2 separate regions of the Homo sapiens genome follow, and region 1 is linked to region 2. Evidence: read pairs that join two places in POLR2A ChIA-PET (ENCODE). Cell type or tissue: MCF 10A. All regions are shown on one strand.

Region 1 (5,000 bases), 53 kb after region 2:
CAGTTCCAATTGTGATACCAAATAAATATCATGTTTAAGGTCAGCAAAGTGAGGTAGAAGTAGGGTTACTGCTCTAATGCAGTGCTCTAAAGTAAGACCTCAACTTTCCTTTTTGTTCATTTTAACAGCACAGCCCTTTGGCAGGGAGCTTCATGCTCCCTGGAATCCTAGTGGGGATGAGAAACACAAGAGCTCCTTTCCCTGTGGAAGCCTCTGGATTCTGACACAGCTTCACCTCTTCCCCACAGCCTCACCTCTCTAAGCCAGTTTCATGACTATAAAATGAGGATAATGAAGTACCTACTGCCCACCCCAGAGCACTTTGTGCCAACCAAACATGAAAGAGAACGTAAAAGTGTGCTGTGCACTAACAGGACTCCAGGAGATCAGCATTATCACAGCTCAAAGGCAAGCCTGGCCACCAGGCATCCATGGCAATCTCATGCCAGGCAGGAAGTTCCTATGAAGAAAAACAAAGACACGAATACCCCTTAGCTGGAAGGAGAGAAGGTAAGAGCCTCCAAGTGAGAATGGAGTGATAGTCTGTGCTTCCTGGACAGAGGAAGTCGCAAGAGGAACGGAAAGCAGGTTTTGAACAGGGAGAAAGCAAAAGACCTCAGATAAGCAAAGATGAGGAAGGGACATGAGGTCCAAACGTTGAATAAAGAAACAGTAATACTGGGCACTGTGGGACGCCTTTGCATGTAAATACGGTTTAAGCCTGGGCATCCTATTTGGGCGGATATAGTTACAATGCCATATTTCATTCTTGAGGTTGGTCAGCAAGACTTTCCATGAAACTTCTGCTCCCTTATTCCCACTTACTGTTCCTTATCCATAACGATAGATGTGTATTACATATACTTCTTACCTGCTGACTGGATCTTCTGTGATCACACCTTTCCTAATAGAATATTTATCCAGGCCTGAGTTCCATAGTCAAAGAAGGTAGAAGATAATCTGCTTAAATGAAGTGCCTGGCCATTTCATTCACTTCTAGAAATATTTTCTCAAGATTACCATGCAAGCAACAGATTTTCAGGAGGCAGAAAAGATTTCTAGACTTTGCCCAGAGGGAGAACTACAAATGCCCTCAGGATAAATAGTGCTCCAATGAGCAGAAGCCCAAACAAAATAGGAAACTGATAGAGAACCCTAGCTCTAGATCTTTTTGTCTTATACCATCCTAGCATAAGCAGAAGGGAGAGAAGCTGTTCTAACCACGATTGAAGAATGAAGCTATTTAGCAGCTTAATCGAAACTACGTACCTTTGAATCTCTTAATTTTACCAGGCTCTTCTACGTGGACCTATATTTCGGTAATTATAATGGTAATGTGGATTGCGGGAAGATATCTTCCTCTTATGGCTCCCCACTCCAAGTCTTTGATTTCCAATCAACCAACAATTTTTTTAAGATTATTTATGTTAATCCTTCCACTCTTCATTGCCTCATTTCTAAACTGGAGAAGCCCTCATTTCAGTAACAACAACAACAAAAGTGACATGTATAGGGGTGTGTGTATATATGAAATCCCACCATCCTTATGAAAGTAATTTTTCCCAGTTTTCTAGGTTCATGACGTTAAGAAAGCTGAACCTCACCAGAGAATGTGTAATATGTTAATATCCCCCAAAAGCCAAACATTAAACATTACTTTTATTAGCTAAAATTTATTGAATGCTTACTATGTGTGCCAAGAAATGTGCTTAACTCTTTTTTATTATTTTTTCTGTTGGAGACAATGTCTCGCTCTATTGCCCAGGCTGGAGTACAGTGGCATGATCTCAGCTCACTGCAACCTCTGCTTCCTAGGTTCAAGTGATTCTCGTGCCTCAGCCTCCCAAGTCACTGGGACTACAGGCATGTACCACCATGCTCAGCTAAGTTGTTTTTTTTTTTTTTTTTGTATTTTTAGTAGAGACAGGATTTCATCATGTTGCCCAAGGGTCTCAAACTCCTGACCCCAGGGAATTCACTTGCCTTGGCCTCCCAAAGTGCCGGGATTACAGGTATCAACCACCATGCCCGGCCCTAAGTGTGCTTATCTCTTTATAGGAATTGCCTAACTACCGTACAGTGCAGAAGGTACTATTATTAGCCCAATTTACAGGTGAGGAAACTGAAGACAGAGAATGGAAGAGCTAACGTTTGAATCTAGGACTGTCTGACTCTGCCCAAGCTCATAATGACTATGCTACATCAATTAGTATTATTTTCTGTCTCCCATGCCTTCCCCATGATGTTCGTCTTTCTTTTCTCCTAAATTCATGCATCCCTTTAACAAACCTTTATTAACAACCTAATATAATACATGCTAGTCAGAGGGCTAAATACACATTTCTGTTTTCTCCATTTCACTCATTGGCACTAAGTTACCTCCCATCTCCTACAACCAGGTGTAAAAATTCAGGTGTCAGCCCTGAACCTGCCATGTGTGGGCTGAGGCAAATCTTCACTGTTTGGACTAATATGGCCTTAGGCCAGAAAGATGCACTTGTAGGCTCTACTCTGAGACTTGATAAGTCATCCTTGCCATGAGTGTGGCTCTAGCCATGTGTCCACTCTGATATTCAGCTCAGTTCATTAGAGAAGCCAGTGCTGATCACTGGCCTCTGCCTTGTTCCCTTTACCTGAGTCTATCTTGAATATACTCAATATCCAGTTCCTCTAGAACCAGAATGCCACTTCGCTTTTGTCAGTCCCCATCCATGGAAGCTTTTCGTCATTAGAATATGCATTCCATGAAGGCAGAGATCTGCGTCTGTTTGTGGAAGTATCCCAAGCTCCCAGCACAGTGCTGGTACACAGTAGCCCCTCAATGCTTGTGGGTTGAACAGACCGAGGTCCTTCAGCTGAATCCCAGGCTGGCTGATGGCCAGGCTGCTTCTCACTAGACTTCCTCCCTCTTTTCTCAGTCTTAAGACATCTAAGCAGACTTCTTGGGAAACTCCACAAGCTCTCTGGATGTCCTGATGCCAAGTGCTACCAGAATCCGGTCTGTTGCTGTAATTTTCAGATTGTGTGCCTTGGCTGCCAGACGAGGCCTTCTGGCAGCACCTGCAAGGTGTGTTTGTTGGCATACACCAGCTCATGGGCCGGTTTCCAGCCCCTCCCAGTCTGCCTCTGCCTTATTAGGCTGTGTTAATTGGTTTGAGCCTAGTTATATCTAGAAATAGTGTCCATATAATTATATACACAAATTATGAAAAATTCATAGAGATTTATGTTCAAAGATATAACAGCAAGAAATTGGAATGCATGATAAAACTGTCATGTAAAGGACAGTAGATACATACAATCTACTTCGATTCTACCATTAAAATATTATAAAGAATATTTGATGACATGAAAAAAATGCTAATATTTTTAAAGTTACAATACTTTACATGAAGTATGATCCTAACCATGGGAAAATGTATTTTTAACAAAAAGGCCAGCAATAGTCTCTAGGCAGTTGGACTATGAGTGATTAAGGATTTTCATTTTCATTTTTCTACATATTTCTACATTTCCACAATAAGCATTCATTACTTTTGTAATGTAAATAAAATGAGTGTAGTATTGTAAACCAGTTCTAAAGCAGATATGACAATCCCTTGACAATACTTAGCCCAAACATCTCAGCCATTGAGATCTGAATTACTAACCTGTGATTATCAGTAAACCGAATACATAAACAGGATGAGTGCAGTTTGAATTTTAATTTACTCCCATTTCAAGTTAGTGAACAAATCTACAGACTGAAGTAGGGTACTGCCTGATCCCATGGCACACAACTCAAGTCTTCTGAAGTGCCCTGCATCGTGCCTTGTTGATTATACTTACTCGTGGACTTTACTCCTTTCTCCCACAAGGCTACCTATCAGCTAGCTTTCTAAGGATATTCTTTTAGTGCCTAACACAGAACTCTGTGTTTAACTGGTGTACCACAAATGCCTATGGAGCAAGTTAATTTTTGAAGTGTACCGAATTGATTTCAAAGCAGTCAGCTTCTTCCAAAGTTGTCCTGGAAAACAGAAAAACAAGAAAACAGGCAGTCCAATTGAAACAATCTCTCAAACTCTTCTGTGGTCCAAAAGTCACTCCTCTGTCTGTTTCAACACAATGACCTGAGGACTCTTGGTATTTGGGAGGGAAAAAAAAAAAGCCTACAAATTTGGAAATAAGTAAGCTGTTCTCCTCCAAGAACAAAATTCTGAAAGGATGGAAGAAGAGAGCTATTGGAGAGGTAGCTAGGGGTTACTGATTTTAATATTCATTGGAAAATATATAACAGACTACAAAACCATGAGCTTATGGCTATTAATGCAGTTGTAAATGGGACAAAAAGAGTCAATTTAAATAAATCTATTTTGTTAGTATAGTACAAGTACCTGTATCAAATCCACTACAATGTACACTTAAGAATCACATATTTTGGGCCGGGCACAGTGACTCATGCCTATAATCCCAGCACTTTGGGAGGCCGAGGCAGGTGGATCACTTTAGGTCAGGAGTTCGAGACCAGACTGGCTAACATGGTGAAACCCCTTCTCTACTAAAAATACAAAAATTAGCCAGGTCTGGTGGCACAGGCTGTAATCGTAGCTATTTGGGAGGCTGAGGCAGGAGAATCGCTTGAACCCAGGAGGCAGAGGTTGTAGTGAGCCAAGATTGCACCACTGCACTCCAGCCTGGCCGACAGAGCGAGACTCTGTCTCAAAAAAAAAAAAAAAAAAAAAAAAAAAAAAAAAAAAAAAAAAAAAAAAGCCATATATTTTGCTGTATGTAAATTTCATCTCAGCTTTTTGTTTTTTGTTTTTTAAGTAAGAGAATAATAGTACAAGTGCTGTGCAGATGTGGCAGAAAGCCCAAGGCATTATGCGGAAACAAAAGCCCAAAAAATAACGTGATCATTTTACAAACATTCACTAAACACATACCCTGTATCAGGCACTGGTCTACGCAGTGGTAGTAGCCTAGTCTTTATCCTTATGGCAGTTACAGTCTAATAGGAG
Region 2 (5,000 bases):
TTAAGATTCTGATGCACACTAAAATTTGAGAACCATTGAGCATTCTAGAGCAACACAATTTCATGAAAAAATAGCTTTGGAAACAGCATCTGGATATTAGGCAAAAATATGTGCCTGAATAGAAGAAACACACTCCGTTCATAGTAGGGTTCTATTCCCCAATTTTTTAATTTAGTAGTTCTTTGTGAAAAATGTCCTCTCACATGCAGCATTTTAAAATGAGAAATCTGGGGCCTTCTCAACCAACTTCACACCCGCTTTCCAGGGCAGCTCAAAACAAATTACTGATAAATCAACATGGGGCACTCTGAATCATCAGTCCGTCTTTAGAACTCCCCACATGGTCAGCTGAGGCATTCCATTGAGAATGCATCATGTCTTGACTTCTCTCTCTGGCCAATCCTGCCGTCATTGCATTTCTTAATAAACCTCCTGCATGCTAAAAAAAAAATAAAAAATAAAATCAAATGAGCAATTTATTGCAAATAGCCAGTCCCAAAGAAATCCTTTTGCCTTTGTTGTTTCCCTCAAAATTGCACATTATTTAAGGGGCCTGTCTTTTACACATTTTTATTAGCACCTAGAGCAATACAAATCCTCCACAAACTCTAGCAAATATGTATTAATACAGTAATAAGTAATTCTAAGAGCAAGCACTCAAATTAGTAAGGTCTGGTTTCCTGTAGATTACTAAAGCAGGGAAGGAGTAAGGGGGAGAACTCAGAGAAAGCGTGCGCTGACTAAAAGACAGAAAGGAAGCAGAAAATTTATTCTGAGCAGATGCCAAGACTTTGCCACATGCTTACAGTAAGAGAAATGGAGAGCAGAGAAAATTATTTTTAAAACCTTCTTTCCTTGAGAACTAAGTTATCATAGCCCTGCTTTAAGATATTAGGTAAATACTTTTTCAATGCAAGACATAGGTGGACCCAGAATATTAGCAAGAAATGTGCCTTAAATTATTTAAAGGATACAGACTATTTATTTTCCATGGACAGGAATCATCTGTCTTCATTCATAAAATTCAAGCTGATAATTTTTTGATAAAACTGTTTTCTTTATAAATTGTTAATAAATAAATAAATTGTTGATAATGTATCATTTCTACCCAAGACTGGAACAAACACATCAGCCACTTAAATTCCTCAGCAATACTTAGGCTGCTGAATTTGTTATCAGTGGTAATATATGTTAGCTTGCCTGACTTTAACTGCATCTCCTCAAAGAAAAACGTAGATGAGAAAGTAAAAGTGTAGAGGTGGTGTGGTAGAGTGGAAACTGATGAGCTTTTCCGAAGTAGAGCTGGATCCTAATGCCAGCAGCTATATTGTTATGACTAAGTTAATTGACACTCAGGACTGTTTTCTCACCTATACAGTGAAGGCTGTGGCACAGTTTAAATGTGTTCATGTGTGTACAGTGCCTGTAAGATGATAAACACCAAATCAGTATTATTATTATTAAGAGGCACCCATTTTCATTTTAAATCAATTTATTAGATGTTAATAAAATTAACCCCTATTCCTCCATTCTGCCTTCCATTATTTGGCAGATAAGAAAGCTCTGGCCCAATTGTTCTCAACTCTGGCTGTATATTACAATCACTTGAAAGTTCTTGTGTGTTTTTTTAACTGCCATCTCGCCACAGAACAACTGGATCAGTGTCTGGGGCAGGCCCCAGGCCTTGGTGATTCTGATGTAGTCGGAGAGTTGAGAAATACTATTCCAAATGGATTCTTTACCAAAATCACTTCGGGGCAAATTGGCTATTCTGGAATTTGATCATTTGATGGTTTGGCCTGCTCATCCTGAAGGATCAGGAGGATACAGCCTTATCCTATCTTAGCATTCTTGGGAGATGTCTAGTACACCCTATGGCAAAATAAATACTATTCCATATTTCCTGGTTAGCCTTTGCTGGGGAGAGAGGGGAGAGGGGTATATGTCTGATGATGAGCCATTGAAGGAGAACATCTGAATTAACTAAAGATGGTGGAAGAGACAAAAGATTAGGTTAGCTATTATACTTTAAAAACTTCTCCTTCTCCTCCTTCTTCATCCACCACTGTAACAGATATCTGAGGAGTCCCTACTATAGTACTTAGAAAACTAACTGAAAATAGGACAATTCATGAATGCCCTGACTCGTTACATGGAAATTCAATAGGGAAGGATCTATTCAGGTATCTCTGGAAGAAGAAGGTCTTCCCATACTTCTCCACAATTTAAGTCATTTTTCATAGTCTAAGAATATAAGAGTATATATTGTACAGCCTGGGCAACATGGTGAAACGCCATCTCTACTAAAAATACAAAAATTAGCTGGGTGTGTTGATGCACACCTGTAATCTCAGCTACTGGGGAAGCTGAGGCACAAGAATCACTTGAACCCAGGATGCAGAGGTTGCAGTGAACTGAGATTATGCCCCTGCACTCCAGCTTGGGCAACAGAGCAAGACTCTGTCTCAAGAAAACAAACAAACAAGAAGTAGACATTGTAAATTGAAACATAAAACTTTAGAGGCAGAAATGTCACCTTGGAGAGCAAACAGATATTTAATATTTGTTCTCAATCAACATTACCTGATACCAGTTACCAGCCAGGGTTATGCAAGGTACTTCTATTTACACAATCTCATTTATGACACAATGTTGTAGTTTGAAGAGCTCTGTGTGCTGTTATAGTCAGGGAGTCCTCTTGTAATGATCAATTGCTACAGCAATTTAAACCTTCTTTAACTTAGGTTTATGATGCTAGAATTTTACTTTTTGTATTCATATCTGTTTTTATGGCGTACTGTTGGTAAGATGGTTTATATGATGCCAAGTCTTTGGTCAGAAAAGATGCTGCTTTCACAATGTTGTTCTCATAGAAAAACATAAATCACTTTGTGGTATTGTTTCCAAGAACATGCTAAGGCAAGTAGGGGTTTTCCCTACAGTCCTCAGGGCAAGTTCAAGATTATTCTGGGTATTATATGCTGCTGCAAATATTTCTTCCCATAGGCCAACTGAAAAACTCAAAACAAAACAAAAACAGAAACAACAAAAAAAACCCTCAAAATTGAACAAAAATTCTCATTTTCATTGTTAAGAAAATTTTCAACTATTAGTTATGTTGTCAAGTCCTATTTTTATCATTGATTCTTTTCAAATTCAATATATCTAAAATGTGGACTCAGATGTATCTAATCAACTATTTTTGCAGCTTTTCCTTTGCTTTTAATGCAAACTCTAGAATAAGAACATTTAAGAAGGTCACCCCAGCTGTGCACAACCTGAATCCAACAGGATTCCAACAGGATACTTGGCTTTAACTTAGAATGTTGGCTTTAACTTGGAGTAATGGCATGGAAGTCTCCTAACAATTTCCACTATGTGTTATGAATAATCTAGAACTTTACTGGAGATTTTACTCTATTTTACAGTGATATGGCTTTAAAAGACTATAAGTTTTGATTCCAAACAAATCTAGTGCAATAGCAGGTCAACTAAGGTCTTGAATTTCATTTAGTATTTTATTCGAGATCAGTATTTACAGTACTGACAAAACTATTTAAGATCATCAAAGTCAGTGAACTCCTTCCTTTACATTTATTTGATATATAAAGGGCCAAATTGTTCAAATGATGCTTGAAGTGAATGGTAGAACCAGGCTAGTCATTTCAAAACAGGATGCTGCTATAAAGACACATGCACACGTATGTTTATTGCGGCATTATTCACAATAGCAAAGACTTGGAACCAACCCAAATGTCCAACAATGATAGTCTGGATCAAGAAAATGTGGCACATATACGCCATGGAATACTATGCAGCCATAAAAAATGATGAGTTCATGTCCTTTGTAGGGACATGGATGAAATTGGAAACCATCATTCTCAGTAAACTATTGCAAGAACAAAAAACCAAACACCACATATTCTCACTCATAGGTGGGAATTGAACAATGAGATCACATGGACACAGGAAGGGGAATATCACACTCTGGGGACTGTGGTGGGGAGGGGGGAGGGGGGAGGGATAGCATTGGGAGATATACCTAATGCTAGATGACGAGTTAGTGGGTGCAGCGCACCAGCATGGCACATGTATACATATGTAACTAACCTGCACAATGTGCACATGTACCCTAAAACTTAAAGTATAATTTAAAAAAAAAAAAAAAGAAAATATTTGGGTGGAATGATCAGTTGAACAATCAATTAAAAGTCTGACCCACAGAAACGAACTTTCCAGATGATCCCAGATTTCCAAGGAATACATTGGTGTTGTACTATCCACCATAAGGGCTGGTGGCATGAGGAACATTCAGGAGCCACGGACAACAAATTATGCTGCTTCAAGAAGTCAATGGCTGGCCGAGTGCGGTGGCTCACGCCTGTAATCCCAGCATTTTGGGAGGCTGGGGAGGGCAGATCACAAGGTCAGGAGATCAAGACCATCCTGGCTAACATGGTAAAACCCCGTCTCTACTAAAAATACAAAAAATTAGCCTGGTGTGGTGGTGTGTGCCTGTAGTCCCAGCTACTTGAGAGGCTGAGGCAGGAGAATTACTTGAACGTGGGAGGTGGAGGTTGCAGTGAGCTGAGATTGCACCACTGCACTCCAGCGTGGATGACAGAGCAAGACTCCATCTCAAAAAAAAAAAAAAAAGTCAATGGCTGGCAGATTTGAAGCACTAACAATATTTGGCAGTGTTTCTTGAAATAAACATTTATCTATTTGGAGAAGTAGAATGAAATGAAATCTTTTTGAAAAAAAACATTTAAAAAATTAAATTTGAATTTGACTCATAGGGATTGATCACAATTGAAGAATTTGACCTGCAGGGACGAATTGTTCAACTGATCCAATAATTTAAATTATAATGTATATGTTCTCATTCTAAGCACACTTCCGAGAGCAGCAGAAGCAGTTCAAGAGGCATAAGGGAAGCTTCACAAATAGCTCATTAGCTCAAGAAGTAGATGAAGTGGGGGTAAGAATGAAAAAATGGT

The links. ChIA-PET counts read pairs that join two places held together with the same protein. Peaks named below come from ENCODE experiments on the same cell type or tissue, not always from the same donor. Only the 100,000 strongest peaks of a DNase experiment are listed, where the experiment ranks them.
Region 1: POLR2A ChIA-PET joins it to region 2 with 8 read pairs; 4 of 35 experiments call an interaction of 5 or more read pairs at or near these places.

The regions. Positions count from the first base shown.
Region 1 is chr3:171,336,769-171,341,768 of GRCh38, forward strand. The region is part of intron 2 of TNIK (TRAF2 and NCK interacting kinase); the gene reads right to left. Among named protein-coding and RNA genes, the nearest start is that of TNIK, 120 kb to the right of the region's middle. In MCF 10A, no CTCF peak of the experiment used is centred here; a DNase peak (open chromatin) is centred at 2,993.
Region 2 is chr3:171,284,168-171,289,167 of GRCh38, forward strand. The region is part of intron 2 of TNIK (TRAF2 and NCK interacting kinase); the gene reads right to left. Among named protein-coding and RNA genes, the nearest start is that of TNIK, 170 kb to the right of the region's middle. RefSeq lists an enhancer at 1,179-1,238. In MCF 10A, no CTCF peak of the experiment used is centred here; DNase peaks (open chromatin) are centred at 344, 754 and 2,894.